2 separate regions of the Homo sapiens genome follow, and region 2 is linked to region 1. A link is an interaction called in ENCODE POLR2A ChIA-PET data of the cell type or tissue named here. Cell type or tissue: IMR-90. All regions are shown on one strand. Links, peaks and the distances in the headings refer to the core of each region. The heading gives the core; the rest is flanking DNA. Region 1 has its middle 75 kb from the start of PRR16. Region 2 overlaps PRR16 (proline rich 16).

The links. ChIA-PET counts read pairs that join two places held together with the same protein. Peaks named below come from ENCODE experiments on the same cell type or tissue, not always from the same donor. Only the 100,000 strongest peaks of a DNase experiment are listed, where the experiment ranks them.
Region 2: POLR2A ChIA-PET joins it to region 1 with 13 read pairs; 3 of 35 experiments call an interaction of 5 or more read pairs at or near these places.

Annotation. Positions count from the first base shown.
Region 1 is chr5:120,381,219-120,396,767 of GRCh38, reverse strand. No RefSeq gene overlaps it. Among named protein-coding and RNA genes, the nearest start is that of PRR16, 75 kb to the left of the region's middle. In IMR-90, for the core only: no CTCF peak of the experiment used is centred there; a DNase peak (open chromatin) is centred at 8,277; H3K27ac peaks cover 2,121 bases.
Region 2 is chr5:120,557,153-120,572,701 of GRCh38, reverse strand. All of the region lies in intron 1 of PRR16 (proline rich 16), which reads right to left. Among named protein-coding and RNA genes, the nearest start is that of PRR16, 100 kb to the right of the region's middle. In IMR-90, for the core only: no CTCF peak of the experiment used is centred there; no DNase peak of the experiment used is centred there; H3K27ac peaks cover 242 bases.

The sequences.
Region 1 (15,549 bases), core at 4,892-12,891:
TAATCCATATTTTCCTTATTTGGTTTCTTCAGAAGATATTCCTGTCACATCTTAACTCCATTTGTCCAAATCCTTTCCAAACATCAAGAAATAGCTTTTCAAATGCCCTAACCTTCCCCTGACCCAGTCCTAAATGGAGATTCATTTGCCTCTCTCCATATTGCCATAGTAATCATCTTTTTCCTTGCTTATATCCTTGTAATACAGTTGTTTATATACTTGTCTAGTTTATGCACTCTATGAGATTATAAACTCCCTTGAGGCCAGTTTCTTCTTATCTTCATATTTCACCTCTTTCTTTGCCTCAAATAATTCCTGGTGCATAGTATAGCACTGTCAAAATGAATTGCCTTCACAGAGTTATGGGTAGGCTTAGGCTTATGATGCATATAATGAGTGAGTGAGTGACTCACAGATTGAACAGAGAGGAGAGGAGCCTACCTCTCTCAGCTTTTAATAGTGCCCTAGGGATGCATTTGGAGAAAGACTTCTTACAGCAAAGTTTCTTACACAGGAAAAGAAAAGAAAAGTAAAGAAAAAAGCCAGGGGAGTTAAAAAATTTGACCCAGAAAAATAACAATGGCACTGAAAATTAAAGAAAAATGGAGATAAGACCAAGAATGAAGGAATCACTGTACTTCCTCAACTAAAGCTGAAACCTTCAACCAAACACTGCTTTTATACTTTCTGATTGAAAGCCTTGAGCCCAGTTTATTTCTGGGAACTTATTTAACAAAAAATTAAATTGTGGATTAAAATATATTAACTATATATCATGGATATTTATTATTTCTTTATGGAGAATCAGTATCTTAACTTCCTATGCTTATAGACCTACCTCCCACAACCTTGTGAGTTTTGATGAGTTTGACTGGAAAGAGTGTGCTTTTCATCATAGAAGCTAAAGTTACTTATACACCCTTGCAGCTAGGATTCAGGCAAATCCACTAGGTTTTGCAAATCAGATGAAACCAACCAATACACAGGGATTTTTGAACATGATGGACTGAAGAAACTCTCTGGTAAAGGGGAAAATTAAAACAAGATTAAATGCCAAGAGCAGACAGAACAGGAATGCTAATGTGAATGTCATATGCTCAGGGTTAACTGCGCTGAGGTGCAAGTTGGAGCTTTTACTGCTTTGTGGGAGTTGGCCATTATGCATCACAAAATGCCTTCATAAAGGAGTTTGGAGAAATTTTCTAGGCTATATAACTTGGAGTCTGTTTCTCCTGGCATTATGATGATTCCACGCACAAGCTAATATGTGTGTGATATGGTTTGGCTGTGTCCCCACCCAAATCTCATATTGAATTGTAGCTCCCCAAATTCCCATGTGTCATGGAAGGGACCCAGTGGAAGATAATTGAATCATGGAGGCAGGGCTTTCTCATGCTGTTCTTGTGGTAGTGAATAAGTCTCATAATATCTGATGGTTTTGTAAAGGGGAGTTCTCCTGCACAAGCTACCTTGCCTGCCACCCTGTAAGACATGACTTTTCTTCTCCTTTGCCTTCCACCATTATTGTGAGGCCTCCCCAGCCACAAGGAACTGAGTCCATTAAACATCTTTCCTTTATAAATTACCCAGTCTTTGGTATGTCTTTAGTAACAGCAATGAGAACAGACTAACCCAGTATGTGTGTTTGTGTGTGTAGTGGTAAAAACACTTAACCTGAGTTATACTCTCTTAACAAAATTTTAAGTGTACAATATATAGTTAACTATAGGTACAGTGAATACAGCAGATCTTTAAAAGTTACTCATCTTGCATAACTATACTTTATACTCATTGAACTGCAACTACCCTCTACCTCCTTCCAGTTCCTGGAAACCACCATTCTATTCTCTTGTTTCTATAAGTTAGATTATTTTAGGTACATCATATAGTTGGAATTATGCAGTATTTCTGTGACTAGTTTATTTCTGTGACTAGTTTTCTTCACTTAGTGTAATGTTCTCCAGATTTATCCTTCTTGTAGCATATGGCAGGATTTCCTTATTTTTTAAGGCTGACTAATATTCCGTCCTGTGTATATGGCACATTTTCCTTATCTATTTATATATAAATTGATGATAACATACATAAATATTTCAATACCTTGGCTATTGTGAGTAATGCCACAATGAACATGGGATTACAGATGTATCTTTAAGATCCTGATTTCAATTCTTTGTGATATATACCCAGAAGTGAGATTGCTGGATCATATGGTAGTTCCTTCTTTAATATGTTAGGAAACACCATGTCTCCTATTGCTTTTTACAGCAGCTGCACCACTTAACATTCCTACCAGTAGGGTACAAGGTTCCAATTTCTTCACACTTTTGCCAATACTTATCTTGCTTTTTAATAACAGCCATTCTAATAGGTATGAAGTAATATCTCATTGTTTTGATTTGCTTTTGTTCTGATTATTAATGATGTTGAGCATCTTTTCATATACCTATAGGCTATTTATATGTCTTCTCAGGAGGATACATGTCTATGCAAGTCCTTTGCCCATTTTAAAATAAGGTTATTCATTTCTTCGCTATTGAGTTGTAGGAGTTCCTTATACACTTTTGATATAAACCCCTTATTAGATATATGGTTTGCAAATATTTCTCCCATTCCATAGGTTATCTTTTCACTCTTGATTGCATCCTGTACTATATAGAAGCTTATTATTTGATGTCATCTCATTTGTCTATTTTTGCTTCTGTTTCTTATGCTTTTGGTGTCATATCCAAGAAATCGTTGCCAAATCCAATGTCATGAAGCTTTTCTCCCATTTTCTTCTAGGAGTTTAACGGTTTCAATTCTTACATTTACATTTTTAAACCATTTTGATGGATTTATTTTTGTGTATAAATAGGGGTCAGATTTTATTTTATTACATGTGGCTATCCAGTTATCCCAACACAATTTGTTAGAGAATATATTTTGTCAAAGGTGCCTAACATAGTTTTAACATCTTATTTTTTAAATGTAGCAGGTGAGTTCTTTATCCACATACCCCTTGCCTTTTAATACCTGCCAACAGACTTCCAAATATCATCAACTTCTCTTTGCCTGAGGGCTTGCTCTGGCTGCAGGAGCCCACTCCACCTGTGCATAAAGCAGGCTGGAAATGCTGGGGAATCAATGTTCCACAGGAGTGGCTTTTAATCATTAGCTGCCAAGATTTGGTTCATACGATGCAATTCTCTCCCCTCAGGGGTAATACGCTTGTGGGACTAAGCTATAGTTGCCCGCTATAGTAATCTGTTTGATGATGCACTTTTATTGGCTTCCTTCCCTTTTCTTTATCGCTTCACCACTCCTCTACTTATGTTTATGGGACCACATCCCAGATGAATTATTTGCATATAAATCCTGCCTCAAAGTGTGATTCTGGGATCCAAACTAAGATACTAAATCTAAACTTAATTTCTGTTACTTACAGCTCCTAAACCTATCCTGCTGTATTCGAGAATCCCACATCATGTAAAAATGTCTATTCACATGATGAAAAATAATCTAAGCCCTCATGGTATTTTTTTCTTTGCTCATTTAGAATTTCGTAAAATAGCATGAGCATTGGTGTTATAGACATCTCAGGTCAAATACCAGGTTTTGCTCTTAATAACCAAGTGACACAGGACTATTTACATAATTTTGCTGAATTTCAGTTTCTTTTTGGAGAAATGAGGGTACTTATAACTCTCTTATTATGAAAATATATAAAATAAGCATTTCCAGACCTACGTTGCACCAGTCACACAAATGCTCACCATATACACATTCCTATTCTCCTTTTACTTTGTTACATTTTTTGACCTCTTCTTAATCGAACTTCTTTCATTTTTACATAAACAATAATTAAACAAAAGTTAAAATACCCAAAGAAATATAGTTTTGGTGAAGTAACTAACTACACAAGGCACTTAGATACTTGATAGAACATTTCACTCAAGGTGACAACTTTATTCTACAACTGAAGATATTTTTACTAAGTGTAAGCCCCTACTCAATATTTAAGCTACAAAAGTTACCTTGCACAAAGCTCATCCTTCTAGTAGAGATATGAGCTGCTTTCTGTACCTACTGCTTTTGGCAGCCCACACTTTGATTGTGGTCAAATATTCAGCAATTTTATCATACATCCTTGATGCCCCAAATATTTCCCCTGACATTGCCTTCCCCATAGCTTCAGGCTCTAAACTTTTCCCTCGACTTATTTTCCTCATCTCTGTCCATTCCAACATCCTCTTGAGTCTGACTAACCTGATAAAGAAATTTAATCCAAAATGTTCTTCCAAATTTTTATTTGGGCTTTGTTAACTCCAAGGAATAGCTAATATGATAACTATAAGCACACAAACAGAAGCTTTAAGGCATATATATTTGGACAAGAAAATATTTTTCAAATTCTACCTCACAGGTGAATGCTTGTTCCTGAAAAGTATAACAGTGGCTCTGAGACTCTTAAGTTAAAATAAATCTCCTATTTCCTCAGCATTTTAGCCATTATCAATTGTCATTCCAACAATATTTGATATACCCTGACTTTGAAAATGAGTGCCTTTTTAAAACTATTTATTTAACAAATACTTGTTAAATATTACTATGTTCATAACATTGTTCTAGGCATTAAAAGTTAGCCAATAAAGAATTCCATACCATAAAAGCTTAGGTATTTGTCTTGTTAGTTCAGGCTGCTACACCAAATTACTATAGACTGGGCAGCTTATAAACAACTGAGATATATTTCTCACAATCAGTATACTGGAGGTCTGAGATCAGGGTGCTAGCATGGTTGGGTTCCAGTGAGGGTCCTCTTTCAGGTTACAGAATACCGACTTCTTGTTGTATCCTTATATGACAGAGAGCAAAGTGAAGCAAGCTCTCTTGGGATGCTTAAAAGGGCACTAATCCCATTCATGAGGGCTCTACTCCCATGACCAAATCACCTTCTGAAGGCCCTACCTTCTAATACATCACATTGAGAGTAGGGTTTCAGCACATAAAATGTAAGGGACGCAAACATTCAGCCTATAATTGTATTGTAGTTGCAAAATCAAAAAAAATATGCTTGAAGTTGTTATATATAAGTTTGAGACTGTATTTGACTTAATGTCTAAATGAATTTGTTTGCCTAATACATTCTATTTGAGTTCTAGACGGGTAAGATAAATGGGCATTAGAATAATTAAGAAAGACTACACTGTGTGTGTAAAGACTGAGTCAAGCCCAAAAGAAGGGGGATCATTTGAATATAAGTACAGAAAGAATAGCATCTTAGGTGGGGAGACTGACTAGCAGAGGCTTAGAAAAGAGATGGAGAATAGCTATATGGAAAAGAAAAGCAGCCCAACGGGCTAAAGAAGTGTTCTAATGCTGAGGAGTGAATAACTTGACTGTGGCTAGATTTCCTATGCTTAGTTAAAAAGATGTATGTGCCTACAGGTTTTGAGATTTTGTGTCAGAGTATAGGGAAGTCATGAGATATATACCATATATCTTTCTGGAGTAACAATTTTACTCACATTTAATAAAAACATTAATTGACATCAACACAAAGAGCACTATTGAGTGTAGGTTGTAAGATTCAAATGAAGCTCAGCTGAAAGACCTAAGCTGACAACATAGATGTAAGCTTTGTTAACATCCTATTGGTAACTGAAGGCCTGACAATGAGTGTGATTATCAAAGACAGTGTTCAGAGTAAGAAAAACAGAGTTTTGGAGCAGACAGAGAAGGAGCTGCACATGAAGGAGCTTGAGAGAAAGTAGTGGGAAAAGTAGCAGGTACCCTAAGACAGAGGTGTGATGGAAGCCAGGATTTCAAAGAAGAAATTGTCATGCTTGTCAAATACTGTAGAGAGTTCAAATGAGATACACATTCAAAGTGTATTCTTTAAATTTAATACTTAATAAGTGATTGGCAACACTTGACAGAAGATTTTTCAGGAAAGTTGTGTGTTGGGAAGCTCAAATAAGGTTAGAATTTTAGAGTGATGAGGAGGGTTTCTTCCCTATCCCCAGAAAGTGGCTCATCTGTAGGTCACAGCTTCCCTTTGATGAAATCCTCTGGCTCCCTACAAGTGAGATTGGAGTTCCTTCTCAACTAGTTTGGAAACCTGTATACCTCCTACGTGCTGTTCAAAGCAATGAAGTGACCTCAAACTACTGGGGTTGGCAGGGGAAAATTTGAAGGAATTATCCTGACGTGAAGAAACGAGCATGTGGAACAAGAGTACTACCCATGCAAGGGTGAAGATCTTACTTGAGGGGTGGATACCCCATGTACCATGATGTGCTTATTTCACATTGTATGCCTGCTTCAAAACATCTCATGTACACCATAAATATATATACCTACTATGTACCCACAAACATTAAAAATAAACAAACAAACACAAAACCAAATTCGCCATTGGGTGATGAGTCTGTCTTTAAGAAAAAATGGAAAAATATTTTCCCAAGAATGGTAGAATGGTTGTTAGAGTCTTGGGTAAAGAAAAATTACTTTGTTAGGAGGGAGGAAGGAAGCTCTTATCAAAAATAAAATAAAATAAACAGGCAAAATACAGTAAAACTATGATACTCATAAGCGTTAGTAACTGTGATTTGAGACTTGCAGATCTTCACCTTTTTCAGTCCTTTACTACCTGCTGTGATCTGAATGTTTGCATCACCCCAAAATTCATATGTTGAAATCCTAACCCCCAAGGTGATGGTATTTAACAAGTTGGGCCTTTGGGAAGTTATTAGTTCTGCAGCACAGCCCTCATCAATGAAGTTGTGCCTTTATAAAAGAGGCCCAAGAGAGATCCCTCCCTCCTTCCATCACATGAAGAGACAGTGAGGAGGTGCTGGTCTATGAACCTGAAAGTGAGTCTTTACAAGATCTGCACTACATTGATCTTGGACATCCCGGCTTCTGGATCTGTGAGAAATAAATTTCTGTTGTTTATAAGCCACCCAGTCTAAGGGGTTTTATGATAGCATCTGAACAGACAATGACACTTCCTAAGGTGATTTTCAAAACTAGGTATTTTCTTATACATTTTAAAAGTTAGAATGTAAAATTTGTATCATATATTTCAATAGCTAAAAAGGATATTATTTCCATTTTAAATACAACTGTTATTTTTTAAAAGACAGCCAAAAGGATTATAAATATAATAGTAATTATGTGATTAACCTATCATTCAGTATATGAACAAATTATTTTTAATATTAAAAAGGCTCATTATTTTTTCTCAATGAAATTATATTTTCATCCAATTTGCCATAGAAATGTTTATCCTAGTATATATTTATGCTTGAATGTTTCTATTAAACACCCTATCATACTTCTTTAAAATATGAATACATAATTAAATATAAAATTACATTATGTTTCTAAAAATAGGCTTCAAGTATCTAAAATGTCTTCTGAAATTAGTTATTGCAATTTTTTTTTTTTTTGAGATGGAGCCTCGCTCCTGTTGCCCAGGCTGGAGTGCAGTGGCACAATCTCAGCTCACTGCAACCTCCACCTCCCGTGTTCAAGAAATTCTCCTGCCTCAGCCTCCTGAATAGTGGGATTACAGGAATGCGCCACTGCACCCGGCTAATTTTGTATATTTAGTAGAGATGGGATTTCACCGTGTTGGTCAGGCTGATCTCGAACTCAGGTGATCTGCCCACCTTGACCTCCCAAAGTGCTGGGATTACAGGCATGAGCCACTATGCCCGGCTATTGCAAAATTTTTAACCAATTTCTCAGAGCAACAGTAGAAATCATTATAAATGAAAATTCAAAAACATAAAAAGTAATAATTTTATTGGAAAGAGATCTATCCATGAGATAACTGGGAAGGAAAGTTATGGTCCCTTGATTAAAGGAGTTTTCCTTTAGCATCTGGAAGTTTTGCATCTCTGGGCAGTGAAACAAAATTTAGGATGAGGAGAGGTACCAAAAAAATAGTGATTGTCAAAGGACAGCCAGGAAAGGAGAAGAGGCATGCAAAAAAGACTGGGGGACACTGAAAAAAGTGGTGCCAGTGCTGGCCAGAGAAGACTGTTACAGAGCACAGCAGAGGCTTTCACATGGCAGGCATAGGAGCAGATGTAGGAAGAAAGGTGTGCATACATATAAAATGTTGTTGCTGACATTAGAGCTAGTGCATCCAACACTAGTAAAAGAAAAAAAAAATTTTACAAACTGACAGAAATAAAGACATTGAGCAAAGTATGAATCATATCCTGTTCTTGTAGAATTTTGTGGTTAATTTGGTTATGGGAATCAGCCACTAGAAGTTTGTATAAATGTCTTTTGACTGAGCTGTGCAGAACCAAAAAGGACAAACAGTTTCAAATAGAGGAAATTGCTTCATCTTTAGAGTGAAACTCTGGCATTTACTTAAATTTGTGTTCCAGCTGTCAAATTCAACAGAAGGCAAAGGTTAGCTGTTTTTAGGATCTAATAAATACTTGAGAAATACACTCACCATAGAGCCTGCCCACTGGTAAAATATTCCACACACATCTGCTTAATGAATAAGTGAACTAATTAATGAATGAATGGTCAGCATCCCCACCAAAGAGGCAGAAGAATCCTGAAACCCTTTATACTGCATATAGGAACAAAGACCTGAGACTTTGACATCTGTGAAAACCTGCTGCTACTGTGATAATTTTAGGAAACGTATCAATTGAACTTCTGAAAGTGATTTTAAAATGTTTATTTTAATTGTATTTTTCTAGCTCTTCCACTTTGTCATCACAAATACTCTTAGTCTAAGGTACTTATGAATTATTTCCCCAGCAAAAACACCAATTCTAATTTAAAGCCTCAAGGCTTTATTTTGAAAGGAAAAGCTAAGCTAGAGAACTGAGATTTAAATTGATTTGAGTGAATATTCAATTAATGTGAAAACATCTATGAATAATAGAGATAAAAAGAATTGGGAATTAAATAGAACTATATCTCTTCAGATTTATTTATTTTAGGTTATGTAAATTAAGGTTATCTGAGAAACAAATGCCAAGATGGGATTAGACATGAAAAACATTTACTGGGAAAACATCTGCTAAGGATAAAGGCAAGAGAGTTGGAGAAGGTGAAAAGAACCTCCAAACCAAGATGCAGATCTAAGCCTGTAGAAGTAGAAGGGGAAGGAAAGATGATGGGGTAGGGAGGATTTCACACTGCAGATCAGTTCTGAGCCAGTTGGGTCAGGCCAGTTGGGGAAGGAGGCCTTACACTCATACCTGTTGTAAACTGAATGTTTGTATCTCCCCAAAACTTGTATGTTAAAGCCTAATCCCCAAGAGGGGTCTTTGGGAGGTGATTAGGTTATGAGGGCAGGGCACTCAAAAATGGTATTAGTGACTTTATAAGAGTCTGAAGAGATCAGAATTCTTCCCTTCCACCATGTGAGGACACAGGTAGAAGATGCCAAATATGAATCAGAAAGTGAGCCCTCCACAGACACTAATCTTCATATTTTTCCATTCTTTACTCTTTGCTGCAGTCTGAATGTTTGTGCCCCAAACAAAATTCATATGTTGAAATTCTATCCCCCAAAGTGATGTTATTAAGAGGTGGGGCCTTTGGGAGGTGATTCAGTCTTGGGGCAGAGACCTTGTGAATGGGATTCTTAACCTTATAAAAGGGATCCAGAAAGAACCCTCCCTCCTTCCATCACATGAGCATACAGTGAGGAGGTGCCATTCTATGAACCTAAAAGTGGGTCTTTACAAGATCTGCAGCACCTTCATCTTGAACTTCTCAGCTTTCAGAACTGTGAGAAATATATTTTTGTTCTTTGTAAGCTACCCAGTTTATGGAATTCTGCTACAGCAGCCCAAATAAACTGAGCCATACCTCCATCATGATGGCTCATTGAGTGTGGTCACTCACTGAGTAGGCCTCAGCAGTACCTGCCAGATGATCCAGTGAGGCAGCAGCATGGAGCACCTCTCAGTTCTGCCTGCAGTTGGAGATAAGAGCCACAGATTTTCACAGATGTAGCAAAACTGGGATAGACATGTTTTTGATATTTTAATGTTTCTTATTCTAATTTCTAACATTTCAAAACAGAACATAATGGTGATTATGAAAAAAATAACAACTTATAATCATAGCCGGGCGCGGTGGCTCACGCCTGTAATCCCAGCACTTTGGGAGGCCAAGGCGGGTGGATCACCTGAGGTCGGGAGTTCGAGACCAGCCTGACCAACATGGAGAAACACCATCTCTACTAAAAATACAAAATTAGCGAGGCGTGGTGGCACATGCCTATAATCCCAGCTACTAGGGAGGCTGAGGCAGGAGAATCACTTGAACCTGGGAGGCGGGGGTTGCGGTGAGCCGAGATCATGCCATTGCACTCCAGCCTGGGCAACAAGAGTGAAACTCCGTCTCAAAAATAATAATAATAATAATAATATCATAGTTCATTAGATTTACTTATAAGCACATGTAAACACATATGAGTAAATGTCACACAGATACAAAGGCACACAGATCAATCTTAGTAATCTGAAGATCTACACTTTAAAGTCTTGGTTATATATTATGACTAAATATTTGAAATATATAGAAGAAACTACTGAGCCCTTTTAAAAAAAATTAACCAAGAAAGGCCAAGAACAAAGATAATGTCTGATGGGCTCTGGAGGTCAGTTTCTCTGCAGAAACAATGACAAACTTTAACCCTGGACAACCAGTGTTTTGAAAATAGGCACTTCTGTTCAATGAATTACATGTGTGTGTTTTTCCCTAAGCCAATATGAGCTACAGTTTTCCTCTGTCATTACTCACATTTCTTGCTTTCTTTTTTGATACTTGGTTTCTAGGGAATTAAACAAATAAAAATATCAAAATTGTTGAGAAGAATTCCATAAAAAAAGAATTGTTTATAGAATATAAAATGGCATTGTGCATTAATAATAGGTACAATGATCTGATTTAAAAAATCAAAAATTAGTCCATAAACGATATAAATAAGGTTGACATTTCAGTTTGATATAGAAAGAATGGATTTAAAAAAATAATCATTTCTTTATAAAGGAAATGTTTGTGCCTCATCTTTATGCTAAAATGAAATTCTGTTACCCAAGTTTAAGTTTTAAAAAGTTGTATGGAAGTGGTACATGCACATGATAAAATATAAAGTAATTCTGGATTATAATAAAAAGCAACAGTTTTTAGCCATATTTTTCCCACTCCTCACAGAGACTTACTTTTATATTTTCCTATTTTAATTCTCCTGCTGATTAACTTCATAACTACAATTTACTTACATCCCTATTTCTTGATTTATTAGCCTTGATATCATATCTGTAAATAACCACAATGAAACATGCAGATTTGGCTCCAGGTTGAGTCATCCTCATTTCAAAAGTCATCATCCACTTTCCATTTAACAAAAAATTTGTTGAAATCTATCACCTGCTGGCTGGGCATGGTGGCTCACACCTGTAATCCCAGCACTTTGGGAGGACGAGGCAGGCAGATCATCTGAGGTCAGGAGTTTGAGACCAGCCTGGCCAACACGGTAAAACTCCGTCTCTCCTAGAAATACAAAAAATAAAAAATAAAAAAAAGTATCTGGGCATGTTGGCAGGTGCCTGTAATCCCAGCTGCTTGGGAGGCTGAGGCAGGAGAATCATTTGAACCCGGGAAATGGAGGTTGCAGTGAGCTGAAATTGTGCCACTGAACTCCAGCCTTGGCCACAGAGCGAGAGTTCATCTCCAAAAAAGAAAAGAGAGAGAAATGAGAAGCTGAATTAAAAACTCGAGAAAAAAATGAGTAAAAATAAAAATACTACATGTATTTCTATAATGCATGTGTGTATGTACAATGTAACCTGGGGAATGTAACCTGGGAGAGCCATTCTAAGCAGAAAACCAAGATTAGAGAGAGAGAGAGAGAGAGAGAGAGAGAGAGATAGAACTTAAGAAGGACTAAATGTGTTTTTATTAAAGGATCAGAAACATAATTCAAAGAATATAATTAACTGAGAAAAAATTATCTGCTCCATACCTAAAGTATTAATACCTTTCTTGTATAAAGAGGCATAAACACAAAAATAAAGGTGGACAACATTATATGAGGGATATAAAGGTAGACGCTGAAGCCAAACTTCTTGGCTTCAAACCTTGAATCTTCCACCTATTTGTCAAGTGGGGATAAATTTAATACTATTTTCATATTAGGAAAGTTTTGAGAGTGTGATGATTAGGTACACATAAAGTACTTAGAAAGTACCTGTAATGTAAAGTACCCAATAATTGGTAGCTATGAATTTTTATTAATATTGTAACTATTTAGGACACATTAATGAAAAAAATGGGCAAAAAATATGAAGAAGAAATCTCCTAAAGAACTGCAATAGTTGTTAATAAATGTGAAGCAGAGGATATAAATTATAGGCAAGATATATCATTATTCAATTACTTGGTTGAAAACAATGTCAGTAGAATTTATAGGCATGTAGGAAATTGAGTATCCTCAAATATTTTTGTGAATTGTGTATAAACTATTCAGTTTTTCTGAAGACGACCTTGACCCATGATTCTAAAGCTTTAAATATGTGCATTCTTTTCATTCTACAAATTCTAATTCTAGATATTGATCTTAAAAAATAATCAGACAAGTTCTTTGGAACTCTCAATGCATTAGTGTATATCATAAAATAATAAAAACAACTTACACTAAAAGCAATGGGGGATGCATACAAAATTACTGAATATTATACGATGATATTCTGTCAAGATGGAATGTGGAATATGAAATAAGATCAAAAGTAAATGTATGGCACATGAGTCTGTACACATCAGATAAAATCAATAAGCAGGAAGCAAAATGGTATATATAATATTATATTATACATTATATACTATATATAAGATATATAAAGTATAATATAATGTATTATATATTACAATGTTAGATTAAAAATAATATGTCTATCATATCTACAATTTTAAATTTTCACCTGGATATTCCAATATTATATAGATACTGTCACATTGTTATCTATATCAAAGGATGTATAATTTACAAATAAAGAATTTGGAAGGTTGAAAACATAATTGTTTATCATTTTCTCTGATTTCATTTTTTTGACAATATTAATATAAAATTCTAACAGCGAAGACAAATTATTTACATAATTAAAATCTAACCATTTATTGTAATAATTTCCATTTAGCATTTTTTTCTTTAATTTAGAAGTATAGAGAAGGGGTCTTAATAACAGTATTACAGAATTTAACTATTGGCTAACACACTTTTTTTAATGTGAAGGCAGAAATGTTCATTAACTTGCGTTCTAAAACCAGACTTTACACAGCTGGAAAAATAAAACTCAATGTGATAGTTAACTCTGGTACCCAGCATTAAGATAACTTTACTTATCTGGAAACTGAGGTTTTGATCTTGTTGTAATATACATGTACTCATATATTAATTTTATAGAACCCTACGCTAAGTCAATTTTGCTCACAGGAGTAGGTAAATATAACAAGATATAATATTTTAAAACAGAAGATAAATACATGACATTTCACTGTCTTCTAAATACAAATGCTCCTCAGCTTACAGTGGGGTTATGTCCCCATACACATAGTGTAAGTTGAAAATATCGTAAGTCAAAAATAGGCATTTTGTAGACATGATGAATGGGCATTTTGTAGACATGATGAACATTTAAACACAATATTCAAATATCTTGGGCAACCCAGTACATTTTTGAATATCATTGTTGAGCCTTGTGATCCTGTGGCTGACTGGGAGCTGTGGTTTGCTGCTACTGCCCAGAATTTCAAAAGAGTATTCTGCCACATACCACTAGTACTATAAAAGATCAAAATTCAAAATTCAAAGTATGGCTTCTACTGAATGTGTATCATTTTCACACCATTGCAATGTTGAAAAATCATAAGATGAGCCGTAGGTAAGTTGGAAGCTGTCTATAGTTAACTGAATTTTGTATCTGAAAAATAAATTTATTATTTATATGATTTCTAATTCAATCCCTAACCAGCATATAAGCCAATGTATTTGGAAAATAGTGTCTTTAAGATAAAGCACATATTCTAAGAAATCTCAAATGCTAGGGCTTTTAATACAGGCATATGTTGTTGCATTGAGATTTTTGTTTGTTTGTTTTTACAAATTGATGGTTTGTGACAATCCTGCATTGAGCAAGTTCATCAGAAACATTTTCCAACACCAAGTACTCACATTGTGCCTCTGTGTCATATTTTGGGAATTCTCACAATATTTAAACTTCAACTATATATAATTATTATTATTATATCTGTTGATGGTGACTTGTGATCAATGATTATTTTAATGTTGCTATTCTAATGGTTTTGAGGCACCACAAATGACACTTATATAAGACCACAACCTTAACTGATAAATGTTGTGTGTGTTCTGACTGTTCCACTGACTGGTCCTTCTCCATCTTTCTCTCTCTCCTGAAGCATCTCTATTCCCTGAGAAAACAGTATTAAAATTAGGCTGATTAAACTCCCTACCATGACTTGTAAGTATTCATGTAAAGGAAGTTTTTCGTATCTCTCACTTTAAATGAAAAGCTAAAAATTATTAAACTTAGTGAGGAAGGCATTTCAAAAATAAAGTTGGGCCAAAAGCTAGCCCTCTTGTGTCAAACAACAAAGCTGTGAATTCAAAGTAAAAGTTCTTGAAGGAAATTAAAAGTACTATTCCAGTGAAGACCTGAATGACAATAAAGCAAAACAGCCTTATTGCCGATATGAAGAAAGTCTGAGTGGTCTGAATAAAAGATCAGACCAGCCACAACATTCCCTTTAGACAAAGCTTAATCCAGGGTAAAGCCCTAAATCCCTTCAATTCTATGAGGAAGCTGCAGAAGAAAAGTTGGAAGCTAACAGATGCTGGTTCATGAGGTTTAAAGAAAGGAGCCATCTCTATAACATAAAAGTGCAAGGTGAAGCAGCAAGTGCTGATGTAGAAGCTGCTGCAAGTTATCCAGAAGATTTAACTGAGATAATTGATGAAGGTAGCTGCACTAAATAACAGATTGTCAATGTAGACAAAGCCTTGTAATGAGAGATGTCATCAAGGACTTTCATAGTGAAAGAAAAGTCAATGCCTAACTTCAATGCTTCAAAAAACAGGCTAACCCTCTTGTTAGGGGCTAATGCAGCTGATTACTTTAATTGAAGCCAATGCTTATTTACTATTCTGGACATCCTAGGGGACTTAAGGATTTTGCTAAATTTACTCTGCCTGTGCCCCCAGAAAGAGAATAACAAAGCCAGGATGACAGCACATCTATTTACAGCATGGTTCACTGAATATTTTAAGCCCATGTTGAGATCTACTGTTCAGAATAAAAGATTTATTTCAAAATATTACTGTTCATTGACAATGCACCTGGTCACTCAAGAACATTGATGAAGATATACAAGATTAATGTTGTTTTCATGGCTGTTAACACAATATCTACTCTGCAGCCCAAAAATCAAGTTGTAATTTTGACTTTCAAGTCTTATTTTCCAGGAAATACATTTCATAAGGCTCTAGCTGCTGTA
Region 2 (15,549 bases), core at 3,396-11,395, 180 kb before region 1:
TGAATTTTCATTTGGCACAGTAAGTAGATCTCTCATCCACCTACTTTCCTCATTAAATGAAACTCATGTAGTCCCATTAATTTAAATACAATCTATACACAAATATCTCTCTGCTCAAAGCTCTTTCCTCATCTCCTGACTTATATATCTAACAGCCTACTTGTATATCTACGTTGGGAATGGAACAGGCAACTCAAACTTAATATGTACAAAATGAAATGTCTGATTTTCATTTCTACAATTTTCCCTATCCCAATAAACAGTAGTTCCTCCAGTTGTTGAAATACAAAAATTAGTTCAACTCTGATTCTTCCTTTACCCTCAAGTGCTACATCTAATTCATTAGCCAAACTTAGAAGATGTTCACTTAAAATTCAACTGGAATTTAACCACTTCTTACAACCTTGTACTATGGCCAGTTACATATGGCCACAAATTCTTTGAGAGTTCTCCCATCAGGAAATGAGGTTTCAATTCCCTGCCATGGAATTTGGGTGGGCTGTCTGACTGCTTTGACCAATACAATATGAGAGACTCCTTTGACCAATACAATATGAGAGACTCCTTTGACCAATACAGTACGAGACAAAGAATATGCCAGTTTCTAGATCTAGGTCTTAAGACACCGACAGCTACCACTTCTGGTCTTTCGGGATACTTGTTCTTGTAGTCACAAACTGTCATGCAAACAGTTTGGATACCATGCAGGGAAGCCCATGTTGGGAGGTCCTGAGACTATATGGATGGAGGGAGACACTCACCTGAGTCTGACCTTCTAGATGTCCCTGTCAAGACACCAGGCATGTATGTGAAGCTGTCTTGGATCCTATAGACAAGCCATCAGCTGAGTATCTCCAAATGAACTCACTTAGGCCCTCATGGAGCAGAACTGCCCAGCTGAGGGACCAGCCCATGTCCTTCACCCATTAACATGTGATACATAATACAACAATTGTCATTATAAGCCACTAAGTTTTGGAGTAATCTTTTCCAAAGTGATAGATAACCAGCTCATACTCTTCCAAGGTACCTGCATGCCTCTCTTAGATAACTTAAAGCCTTCTAACTAATCTCTGATCTCCTTCATTCTAAGCTTGATCTCTCCATTCTCTTTACAAATCATCCAGAGTAACCCTTTAAAAATATACCACCCTTTTGATCAAAAACCTCCAGTGGATTCCTGTCTCACTAAGATTAATAGCCAGGTCTTCACAACAGCTTTGATAGCCCTACATGATCTGAACCTCCTCTAATGTTCTGACCTTATATCTTACCATTATTTATTGTACTCACTCCACTTCAGAAATACTGGCTTCACTGAAGTTCCTGGAACACACCAAGCACACTCCCACTGCATTCACAATTGCACTTCCATTTACTATTCCCTCTGTGCAGAAGACTTCCTCTCATCACCCACATGGCTCACTCATAAACACACTGCATCTGTGCAAAAACTAAAGCAATGCACATGCCTTAACCTTTGCATATCAAGGACCTCTCTCCAGAGTATCAAACTGTATGCTCTGTTTGTGTATTAGTTTTATAAGTTTTTACAGGAATAAAATTCACAAGCTTATAAAAGCACACATTTTTAAAACATGGCTTATTACTTCCCTCCATCCTCTGCTCAAATGCCGTCTTCTAAGAGAAGACTCCAATGACCACTGTATATAAAATAACATCACAATAACCCCATTCCAGCTTGGCCTAACATCCTACATTATTCATTTTCTTTCCTGAACCATAAACATTGCCATCTATAATACCTATTCACTTGTTTATTTCCTGTCTCATACTTTTTTTATAATTTTATTGTATTCATATTCTTCTTTAAGAACTTTAAGAAACTATATATATTTAAACCTTAGTTGTTTTTAAATTTACAGAAAGTCTATCATGTTTATAATCTTTGGGAATCCATTTTTCATATAATAATTTATTATTAAGATTTATCCATACATTTCATGTTTTTATACTTTGTTCATTTTGCCTGTGGTATTATTTTGTGAATATACATCAAAGTACTTAATGCACTATTGTCTAGTTGGGATTGAGATGGTTTTCAGATTTGCCATTATGAGTAGAGCTACAATAAATACTATTGTATATGTCTTCTACTGTATTATGTATGAGAATTTTACTTGGCCATACACCTAGCATTATCCTGGGTACTTGCATGTAATGTTTTATCTATTACTCTTCTTGCATTAGGTCATGTTTCCCCTGAAAACCATTTAAGCTTCGTAGGTCCCTACATTATACATCTGGCCCAACATATCAACCTGTGCAGGGCATTTGGCGGTTGTCTTTTCACCATTTATCCCCTCTTTCCTCCATCAAGAGTACCCTACTTTTTTCTTGATAAATTCCCTTCATTCTCATTTTCAGCCATTTAGGATGGTGCCAGACCTAGGAATAGAACTGAGTGGCAGGGCCACTCAATGCACCCTATCCTCTCTATCCACAGGTATCACTGGTTCAGGGATAGCTAGGTAAGCCATTTAGAGATCTTTGCTGCAGCTTTTGGGAGGAAGGGTTTTATTTATCTTCTATGTAATTTATCAACCACATGCTCTCATCTCTTCATTTGGTAGTGAAAGATATGAGGCTTATAATCTGGGAATGAAGCAAATCCTGGGGACACAGTGTCAAGAAACAATAACAGAGAAACCAGGTCCTGGTCACATCTGGAGGATTACTATGGTCCAAATAAGCCAAATCTAAATTGAATTCTATCCTTGGAATTGCAAGCTTTTATGATCTAACAATCTCCATTTTTCTTTTTCTTTAAGCAGAGATTATGTTACTTATTTCATTTTATCCCTAATTTTATCTCAATTATTTTCTGTATATCAACCCTTTACTCAGATGTTCCCAGCCAGGTCCCTTGTTTTCAAATACTTAACTGGCATGTATTATTTTCTACCTCTGACTGGCAAATTGTCACCCACTCTTCAAATCCCAGCTTTATTCTCATGCCTTTTATGAACCCTGCCTTGATCACTCCGGAACATGACAGGACACCGTGGCATTTTTCTGCTGCTTCTTTGTGGGGTGATGTTTTGTTCTTATCATCTCTTAAAAGAGTCTTCTGTTTAATGGACATCTTCTCATGTGTTTGTCCCTTCATCCAACCTGTAAGTTTTTGAGTTCAGGGACCATGAGTTTTATTTCATTATCTCTTCCAAGACAGTAAATCTTTATTAAATAAACACACTGCATCTGTGCGTATTACATGTGGTAGCCAAATTCTCACTCCGGTTTCTCCATTTCAAGTATACAGATTCTGTTTTGAGGGGAAAACCCTGAGACCCCATCACTGCAAAAACTAAAGCAATGCACATGCCTTAACCTTTGCATATCAAGGACCTCTCTCCAGAGCATCAAACTGTATTCTCTATTTGTATATCAGTTTTATAAGTTTTTACAAGAATAAAATTCACAAGCTTATGAAAGCACACATTTTTAAAACATGGCTTAATACTTACAGACGATACAGTAAACAATTGGTTAAAAGTCTGTCATGAGTATACAGCAGAAAAACTTGGCACATCTGACAAAATGTTTACAAGCATTTATAAACAAAAAGAAAAATAAATAACTCCTAAAAACAGGATACTGATTAGAGGCATGTATAGAATGTGAGTATCAAACTATGAGTGGAATCTATTGATCTAATGTGACCCTAGGGTCACATTAGAGAAATAAAAGATTTAGAAGTTGGGGCATAAAAAAGAGGACCTATACTCAAAGCTTTGAGAGATGGCTGGTGATGCTATTGTGTTTGTTTGTCAGGAACCAGTGATGACAGCATTCCAAAAATATTTTACTGTTTTTTCTAAATTTAGCTAAATTCATTTCACAAAAATTCTACTCAGATGGTTCTGAAAAGTTAATGTAGTGATTTAGACAATTAATGTCTAAATCCTGTTCTCCAGAAAAGCATCTGAATCACTTAAAAAAAATTTGTGTTGATGTATAAGTTATAATTACCAAAGAATGTGTAATTCTCACATTTGTATTACCCTGTTCACTACAAAATTTTAAAATACTATAGCATATCTGCTATGGTATATAATATAGACAACAAATCAACAAATATTAAACAGTATTTTCTATTTAGAATGGGTTCCCTTGATTAGGTGGTAGAGAAAGTGGTGAGATTGAGGGAAAGGAGATGGGCTTTTATTTTTGCTTTTATATAGAACATTAAAAAGTCATTTTTTTCCCAGACAACTTTATTTTGTTTTCTTTCAGGAAAGATCTTTCCCATAAATATCTCATATCCCTGATCATAAACAATGACATTAAGTTCATCTCTTGCTCCATGGGGTAATAATTCCCCACTAGCTGCACAGACTTATTACCTCAGGAGTTTTTAACAGTACAGGTACTTCGGGCCCTATCCCAGCTCTATCGATCCACAATGTCCCTGAGTGGGACTGGAGTCCTTTAATTTTCCAAAGCCAGCTTACTAGGGTCATGTATCTGCCTTTGCAATCACTGGTATTACTGCTCACTGCCTGGTCACATCTGTGTCCGTTTTTCCGGGTTCTCCAAACCTCTAAAATGATGATTAATATGCAAAGAAATAATTATATCATCACATAAATCTTGTAATCATTTGTCCAGAAGGTACTACTAATGTGTTAAATGTGTTAACAATCCAAGCAATGCAGTCATATCATATAGAAATGAATCTTGAAACTGCAGCTATATCCAATAGACATGTTAGGCCTGAGTGGGATGGGTGGAAAGTGGAGTGGACCTGGGTAAGAGAGGGCCTGATCCAAAGTGATAAATCATGTATGTATTAGTCTGTTCTCACACTGCTATAAAGAACTAACAGAGACTGGGTAATTTATAAATAAAAGAAGTTTAATTGACTCACAGTTCCACAGGCTGTACAGGAGGCATGGCTGGGGAGGCCTGAAGAAACTTACACTTATGGCAGAAGGGCAAAGGGGAAGCAAGCACATCTTCGCATGGTAGCAGGAGACAGAGAGTGAAGGGGGAAGTACTACACTTTTAAACAACCAGATCTGATTACCAGTCACTCACTATCATGAGAAGAGCAAGTGGGAAATCCGCCCCCATGATCCAGTCACCTCCCAGCAGGCCCTTCCTCCAACACTGAAGATCACAATTCAGTGTGAGATTTGAGTGGGGACACAGAGCCAAACCATATCAATGTGCTGCACAGGGCTGACCCTCAGAAGACAGGAAGTTGTAATAATGATAATATCCTACCACCCTCTGTGTACTCTGACTATTTCATATGAATATTCTGATTAAAGAGGTCAAATGTGATAGGTAAAGCACAGTGGCAGGAGGGTGAACTTAAGAGCCAAGCCAACGTCCAGTCTCTCAGATAAGAAGTCCTATCAGAGGTAGGCAGGTTGTCAGGACCCTAGGCAAGCAGATTGTGCTGCAGAAAAGAGAAAGTAGGCCAAAACCCAGTGGCATAGACTGGGCATGCATTTTCCAGTTATGGGCCAAAACTGGTCACTGGATGAATAAAAGAATGTTATTATAGGCTTAAATGGCATATGTGAGATGGTAGACATAGGACAATGGATTTATTCCTCTACACCAATTTATAAGGTATGATAAGTATGAAAGCATAGCACAAAATGATTTGATAAACATGAAGGGCCCAAGACAAACTGCTGAAAAACTGTTAGTTTGAAACTGTGCAGGAACTGGGTATGCCTTAGGAACAGGAAAAAAAAAATTAACAGAATTTCATGAGACATATAAGAAAACCACATTTATATCAATTTAAAAGTAATATATCAAAGACCAGAGTGAAATCTAAAAACAGAATAATGCTGGCTAAGTTAAGGAAAGAGTTCTTTCCTGACTGAATTCATAGAGAATAGCTTCAATAACATTTATGGAAAGCTATTTAAGAAATCATTAACAGTCATTGAAAGAGTGACAAGCATGGACATTGAGAGAAAAGAATCTTACTGTAAAGTACATGCCCTTTCACAACATTTAAATTTTATAGTGTGTACAGCTATTCAAAAATTAATCACTTTTAAAACAAGAAGTGTTTCCGTTTCTCCCTTTTATTTTTTTATACATGGATAAATTGATATTCTGAAATCAGTGATCTAAAATACTTCCATCAGCCAATAGCACCTCAGCAAACAACATAGTACTAAAGAGTTGTGGGACCAATAAATTCTAGACTTTTGGTAAACACAAACACCAAAATAATATACATAAAGCTCAACAAGATTCAAAAGTATATGGCAGTCATGCTATTAGTTTGGTAACATTCACTAGAATGGGCAGGAAGAGTCACACAACCTGGTCAACTGTCTTAGTTTATTTTCTGCTGCTGTAACAGAAAACCACAGACTGGGTTCTTCATAAAGGAAAGAGATGTATTTGGCTCACAGTTCTGGAGGCAAGGAAGTCCAAGATTCAGAGTCCACATCTGGTGAGGGCCTTGAGGAAGGGATCACACAGAGACAAGGGTGAGAGAGAGTGACAGCACACTGAACAGACAGAAAAAATGGGGCTGGGCTCCTTTTTATCAGGAACTCACTATGGAAATAACAGCATTAATCTATTCATGAGAAAGGAGCCCTCAAGGCCTAATGACCTTGTGAAGGTCCTGTCTCTAACTTAATATTGCTGCAATGGCAATTAAATTTCAACATAAGTTTTGGAAAGAACATTCAAACCATAGCATCAACCATGCCATAGTTATATATTTAACACAGAATATGTTGTGATCTGTGTGACACTAAGCTAAATCAAACTATCAAAATTCAGGGGAAAAATTATTTGAAATAAATTCAGGTGTCAAATACTGTGACAGAAAGAATGCATGATGCAAATGTAAAGTTAATTGCAATTATAGTAAGTCCAATACTCAAAACAATAAAATAGAATGATATTTCAGTGGTATTCATTTTGAAGAAGATAATTACTAAGGCTTATAATGCACTTTAGAATTAACAAAGCTATTTCACAGGAAAATCTCTTCTTACATCCTATAAGTCTTTTAGTAGCATGTATTATTTATTTTTATGTTTTATGTGAGAGTAGAGATTTGCTAGAGATCTTGCAACCAGTGTTAGAGATAGGAGTTAAATTCAGGATTTATTTCAATTATGTATGATTTTTCCAGGTCACCTTTTGATGAATTAGAAATTCAATCAAACATGGCAGAACCAGTTCTTTTTGAAAATTCTAGTGCTGAATGTCTTCTGCACATTTAGGCAAGGTTAATCAGATTAATCTGAATGGGCTAGTTTCTACAGACGTAGAGACTAAAAATTTCATCTCATCTCAATGACATGTGTAACTACACCAACTTACCACTTTCTATATCTAGGTTATTCCTGGCCTTAATGTTTTTTAATTCTTTTTTATGCAGTTAACTGATAATATATCACACATAAAGAAATTGAAAAGTTCAGCTAGGATTTTAGCACAAGTATCAAACACATGCATATAAGTGGATCATCAGACTACTCCTCCCCAAAACATGAAAGTGCTTAAGTAATCTTAGGTTAAAAAAAAGCCCTGAGAAGGAGGGCAGAGCAAGACGGTGGAATAGAATCCTATACCATGTGTCTGCACTGCAAGAACACAAAATTTTAGCAACTATATGTACACAGAAAAGCACCATCACAAGAACCAAAAATGAGGTGAGGAATCACAGTACCTCTATTTTTTTTTTTTTTTTTTTTTCTGGAAACAGAGTCTTGCTCTGTCACCCAGGCTGGAGTGCAGTGGCGCGATCTCGGCTAACTGCAAGGTCCACCTCCCCAGTTCAAGCCATTCTCCTGCCTCAGCCTCCCGAGTAGCTGGGACTACAGGCGCCCGCCACCACACCTGGCTGATTTTTTGTATTTTTAGTAGAGATGGGGTTTCACCATTTTAGCCAGGATGGTCTTGATCTCCTGACCTCGTGATCCGCCCAACTCAGCCTCCCAGAGGGCTGGGATTACAGGCGTGAGCCACCATGCCCAGCCAGTACCTGGTTTTAACTTCATGTCACTGAAAGAAGCACTGAGGAGGGCTTGAATCACTGACACCACCTTTCCACCCCCCAATAGTGGCTGTGCAGTGTGGAAAGTCTGTGTACTTGGGGAAGAGAGAGCACAGTGACTGGGGAACTTTCCATTGAACTCAGTGCTGCCTTGTTATAGCGGAGAGCAAAGACATGCTTGCCTCAGCCAGCGCCCTTGCATGTAGGGAGCATTTAGACCAGACCTAGCTAGAGGGGACATGCTCATCCCAGAGGTCGGAAGGTCGGAGTTTCACGGGAAGCCTCGCCACTACAGGCCAGAGTGTTCTGGGGTGCTAGGTAAACTTGAAAGGCAGTCTAGGACACAAAGACTGGATTTCTTAGGCAAAGTCTAGTGTTGGGCTGGGCTCAGAGGCAGGGGACTAGGGTGGCATATGACTTAAGGAGACACCAGCCAGGAGCAGTTTTGGGAATGCCTGTACCACCCCTCCCCCAACCGAAGGCGTTGCAGCTCACAGCAACAAAAGTGACTCATTCCTTCTGCTTAAGAGGAGAGCAAAGAGTAAAGAGGACTTTGTCTTCCATCTTGGATAGCAGCTCAGCCACAGTAGGACAGGGCACTAAACAGAGTCGTAGGGCTCCTATTCCATGCCCTAGCTCCTGGATGAGATTTCCAGACACACCCTGGGCCAAAAGGGACTCACTGCCCTGAAGAGAAGACGACAGTCCCGGCAGGATTCATCACTGGCTGACTAAAGAGCCCTTAAACCTTGAATAACCAGGAGTAATACCCGTTTAGTATGCCATGTGCTTTGGGCTCTGAGATATGCCAACTTCAGGGTTGAACCAGCACATTCCCAGCTATGGTGGCTATGGTGAAATAGTTCCTCTGTTTGAGAAAGCAGAAGGAAAAGTAAAGGGGACATTGTCTTACACCAGATAGACAGATAAATATCAGATAGATAGCAGCTCAGCCACAGTGGGGTAGAGCAATAGGCAGGCATTTGGATCTCCAACTCCAAGCCTAGAGTCTTGGACAGCATTTCTGGACCTGTCCAGGGCAGAGGTCACACTGGCCCATGGTGAGTCTTAAACATGGCAGCATTCACCACAAGCTGAATGAAGATCCCTTAGGCTTTAAATGAACATTAGCCTGTGGCCTGGAAGAACCCTTCATGGGCTGTTGGTGGTGGTGGCCACAGGGAGAAGCTCCTCTGCCTTTAAAAAGGGAAGGGAAGAGCAGGAAGGATCTTTGTATTGTGGTTTGATGCCAGCTTAGCTTTAGTAAAACCAGAACATCAGGCTAATTTCTAAGGTTTTTGATCCCTGACTCCCAGAGAGCATCTCTAGACCCTACTAGGACCTGGGGGATCTGGCCATCTTGAAGGGAAGTCCACAAATGTCACTGGCATTGCCACTTGCTGATTGTAGATCCTTAGGGCCTTGAGTGAACATAAGTAGTAGCAGATAGTGGTTACAGCAGGCCTTGGTGAGACCCAGTGCTCTTCTGGCTTCAGATCTGACTCAGCATAAGAAAAGAAAACTTTACCATAGAATAATATAGCTGGCAAAAATATCCCTCAAGCATGAAGAAGAAATAAAGACCTTCCCAGACAAACAAAAGGTGAGAGATTTCATCAACAATACACCTGTCCTATAAGAAATGATAAAGGGAATTCTTCAATCTAAAAGAAAGGGATGTTAATAGCAATAGAAAATCATTTGAAGTTACAAAACTCATTGGTAATAGTAAGCATTCAGAAAAACACAGAATATTATAACACTGTAATTAGAATATACAACCTACTCTTAAATAGAAAGACTAATGAACCAGTAAAAAATAATAACTATAAAAACTTTTTAAGACATAGACAATACAATAAGACATAAAAAAACAAAGTTAAAAAGCAGATGAACAGAGTTAAGGTGTAGAGTTTTTATTAGTTTTAATTCCATGTTTTTGTCTGTTTATGCCATCAGTGAAAAGTTGCCATGAGTTTAAAATAATGAGTTATAAGACAGTATTTGCAAGACTCACAGTAACCTCAGATCAAAAAACATGCAATGGATACACACACACACAAAGTTAGAAATTAAAACATACCACCAGAGAAAATCACTTTAATTAAAGGGAAGTCAGGAAGGAAGAAAAGAAGGAAGAGAAGACTACAAAACAATCAGAACATAAATAACAAAATGTCAGGAGAAAGTCCTACTCATCAATAATAACATTGAATGTAAATGGACTAAACTCTCCAATAAAAAAACAGAGTGACTGTATGTATATAAAAAAAGTCACAGTAATCTGTTGCCTACAAGATATACACTTCTCCTATAAAAATACACATGGACTGAAAATAAAGGGATGATAAAAAATGTTCCATGACAATGGAAACCAAAAAAGGCCAGGAGTGGTTATACTTATATCAGAAAAAATAGATTTCAAGAAAAAAATATTTAAAAAGACAAAGGAGGCCATTATATAATGATAAAGGGATTGATCCAGCAACAGAATACAATAATTATAAATATATATCCACCCAACACTGGAACACACAGATATATAAAACAACTATGATTAGAGCCAAAGAGAGAGATAGACTTCGATACAATAATACATGGAGACTTCAATATCCCATATTCAGGATTGAACAGATCTCCCAGACAGAAACTCATCAAAGAAACATCAGACTTAATCTGCACTCTAGAGAAAAACAATAAACCTATTATATTATATTAGTCTGTTCTCACGATGCTGATAAAGACAGATCTGAGGCTAGGAAGAAAAAGAGGTTTAATAGGCTTACAGTTCCACTTGGCTAGGGAGGCCTCACAATCATAGTGCAAGGCGAAAGGCACTTCTTACATGACAGTGGCAAGAGAAAGAATGAGGGCAAAGAGAAACAGGTTTCTCCTTATCAAAGCATCAGATCTCATGAGACTTATTCAATATCATGAGAATAGTATGGGAGAAACCACCCCATGATTCAATTATCTCCCACTGGGTCCCTCCTACAACACCTGGGAATTATGGGAGTACAAGTCAAGATGAAATCTGGGTGGGGACACAGAGCCAAACCATATCATAGACATTTACATAACATTTTATCCAAAGGCTACAGAATACACATTCTTTTCTTCAGCATATGGGTCATTCTCAAGAACAGACTGTATGTTAGGGAACAAAACAAGTTCTTAAAATATTCAAAAAATTGAAATACTATTGAGAATCTTCTCTGACCACAATGAAATGAGACTGGAAATCATTAAAAAGATTAATGTTGGCAACAAAACAAAGACATAGAAATTAAACAATACACTCATGAATGACCAGTGAGTAAATAAAGAAATTAAGAAGAAAATTGAAAACTTTATTGAAACAAATGATAATGGAAACATAACATTCCGAAACCTATGGGATACAGTGAAAGCATTCCTAAGAGAAAAATTTATAGCTATAAGGTCTACATCAAAAAAGAAGAAAAACTTCAAATAAACAACCTAATGATGCCTCTTAAAGAACTAAAAATGAAAGAGCAAACTCAACTCAAAATTAGTAGAGAAAAAGGAATAATGAAGATCAGAGTATAAATAAATAAAATTAAAACAAAGAAAACAAAAAAATCAACAAAGCAAAAAATTTGTTTCTTGAAAAGATAAAATTTACAAACCTTTAGCCAGACTAATCAAGAATGAAGAGAGAAGACACAAACAGAATCAAAAATAAAAAAGGAGACATTGCAACTGATACTTCAGAAAATCAAAGGATCATTAGTGGCTACTATGTACAACTATATGCCAATAAACTGGAAAATCTAGAGAAAATGGATAAATTCCTAGACACATACAACCTACCAAGATTGAACCAGTAAGAAATCCATAACCTGAACAGACCAATAACAAGTAATGAGATCAAAGCCATAATAAAAAGTCTCCCAGTAAAGTGTGGGACCCAGTAGCTTCATTGCTGAATTCTGCCAAACATTTAAAGAAGAAATGTTACCAGTCCTACTTGAACTATTCTGAAAAATATAAAAGAGAATACTTACAATCTCATTCTATGAAGTCGGTATCACCCTGATACCAAAACCAGAAAAAGACACAACAAATGTAAAACTACTGGCCAATATATCTGATGAATATTGATGTGAAAATCCTCAACAAAATACTAGCAAACCAAATTCAACAATACATTAAAAACATCAATTATCATGACCAAGTGTGACTTACTCCAGGGACACAAAGATGGTTCAACGTGTGCAAATCAATCAGTGTGATACATCATATCAACAGAATGAAGTACAAAAAAAAAGATCATTTCAATTGATGCTGAAAAAAACATTTTATAAAATTTAACATTCCTTCATGATAAAAACCCTTAAGAAACTGGGTATAGAGGTAATATATCTCAACATAATAAAAGCCACATATGGGAGACCCACAGCTAGTATCACACAGAACAAAGAAAAAACTGAAAGCCTTTCCTCTAAGATCTGGAGCATGACAAAGATGCACACATTCACCACCATTATTCAACATAGCAATAGAAGTCCTAGCTAAAAAAATCGGACAAGAGAAAGAAATAAAGGGCATCCAAATTGGAATGAAAGATACCAAATTATCCATGTTTGTAGATTATATGATTTTATATTTAGAAAAACCTAAAGACTCCACAAGAAAAATATTAGAACTGATCAACAAATTCAGTAAAGTTACAAGATACAAAATCAACATACAAAAATCAGCATTTCTATATGCCAATACCAAACATCTGAAAAATAAATAAAAAATTATCTATTTTACAATAGCCATACATAAAGTTAAATTTCACCCAAGAAGTGAAATATCTCTACAAGGAAAACTATAAAATACTGATGAAAGAAATTGAACAGGACACAAAAAACTAGAAAGATATTCCATGCTCCATGCATTGGAAGAATCAACAATGTTAAAATGTTCATACTACCCGAAGTAATCTACAGATTCAACGCCAATTCCTATCAGAATACTAATGACATTCTTCAAAGATACAGAATAATAATAATAATTCTAAAATTTATATGGAACTACAAAAGACCCAGAACAGCCAAAGCTACTCTGATCAAAAACAATTACCAAAAACATTACCTTATTTCTGATTATACCACAGAGTTATAGTGACCAAACAGTATGGTACTAACATAAAAACAGGCACATATAGCAAAGAAACAGAATAGAGACCCCAGAAACAAATCCACACATCCAGAGTGAACTCATTTTCAACAAAGGTACCAAGGATATACACTAGGTAAGACAGTATCTTCAATAAATCTTCAATAAGTGGTACTGAGAAAACTGGATATCTATATGCTGAATGAATGAAACTAGACCCTTACCTCTCATCACATACAAAAATCCAATCAAAATGGATTAAAGACAAATCTAAGACTTCAAACTATAAAACTACTCAAAAAAATATTCGGGGAACTCTCCTGGACATTGGCTTGGGCAAAAATTTCTTGAGTAATATCCCACAAGCATAGACAACCAAAGAAAAAAGAAACAAACGGGATCACATCAACTTAAAAAGAAACAATCACTGCACTGCAAAAGAAACAATCAATAAAGTGAGGAGACAACACATAGAAGGGGAGAAAATATTTGCAAACTACCCATCTGACAAATAATTGACAACCAGAACATAAAACGAGCTCAAACAACTCTACAGGAAAAATAATAATAATCCAATTAAAATGGGCAAAATATTTAAATAGATATTTCTCAAAAGAAGCCATATCAGTGCCAAACAGGCAAATGAAAAGGTGTTCAACATCACTGATCATCAGAGAAATGCAAATCAAAATTACAGTGGAATATAATCTCTCTAGTTGAAATGGTTTTATCCAAAGGCAAGCAATAACAATTGCTGGAAAGGATGTGGAGATAAGGCAACACTGGTACACTGTTGGTGGGAATGTAAATTAGTATGACCACCATGGAGAACAGTTTGGAGGTTCCTCAACAAACTAAAAATAGAGCTACCATGTGATCCAGCAATCCCACTCTAGGTATACACCAAGAGATAGGAAATCAGCGTATCAAAGAGATATCTGCACTCCTATATTTGTTGCATCACTGTTCACAATAGCCAAGACTTGGAAGCAACCTAAGAATCCGTCAATAGATGAATGGATAAAGAAAAGGTGGTACTTATACACAACGGAGTACTATTTAATCACAAAAAATAATGACATCCTGTATTTTCTACAACATGGATGGAGCTGGAAGTCATTTTGCTAAATGAAATAAGCCAGGCATAGAAAAACAAATTCACATGTTCTAATTTGTAGTAACTAAAAATCAAAACATGATGAGTTCATCATGGAGACAGAGTGTAGAAGGATGGTTACCAGAGGCTGAAAAGGGTAGTTGGGGAAGAGTAGTGGGTAGGTGTGGATGGTTAATTGGTACAAAAAATAATTAGAAAAATGAATAAGACCTAGTATTTGACAGCACAACAGGGTGACAACAGTCAAAATAATTTAAAATTGCACATTTAAAAGAACTAAAAGAGTATAATTGGATTATTTGTAAAACAAAGGATAAATGCTTTAGGAGATGGATACCCCATTTTCCATGATGGGATTATTATGCATTGCATGACTGTATCAAAACATCTAATGTACCCCATAAATATACACACCTACTATGTACCCACAAAAAATTAAAAACCCTGAAGATGGTAATATGCTTAATTTCTAACAAGAACCTATACTTTGTGCTATTAAATCTAAACCTTAACCCAACACCTTACGTCCTCCCCCTCTCCAAATTTGAAATATTTTCTAAACATTATGAGGTTCCAAGTAGCATGAGTTCCAAAATGATTTTTCAGAAGTATCTACATTAAAGCATGTTATTTCAAGAGATGCTAAATAATTTCAAATTGTCAATAATCTATCAGATATGGTTCATATTGCTTTTTCAAAGTATTTAATGGATTGAAATGTAATGATATATTAAAATCCATAGTTAAGAATAAAAAGAGACCATAGGAAATGCAACTATATGTAATCAAACCCTTTGTTTTGCATGAGAAAGTGAACCACCAGAACTACCAAAGAGTTGCCCAGAGTCACAAAAATAACTAATGACAGGGTGAATTATTTGAACCCAGATCTTCTGAAACCTAATGCATATATTTTTTCATCACATCAGTGCAAGTTTAATTAGTTGTATTAGTAATGATCATTTGAAGCAATTTGCAAAAAGAACACAGATACAATAAAATCAAATATCATGTAAGTAGAAGAAAATATAAAGAGGGAGAAAAAAGTACATATGTATTATATAGATATATGCAAGTATACATTTAGATTTAGAGCTATACAAACTCTGAGGAAAACTATATCAAACAAGCAAAAAACTGGAAATTACATCTAGAATTTCAATTTTACAATTACTTCCTACTTACTACTGAAAACTTCCTTTTATGAAAAATATATCAATACCTCAGAAAAGACAGATATTTCTTGGTTCTGAGACCTGAAAAATCTTTATGAGTGTTTAAGAAAATT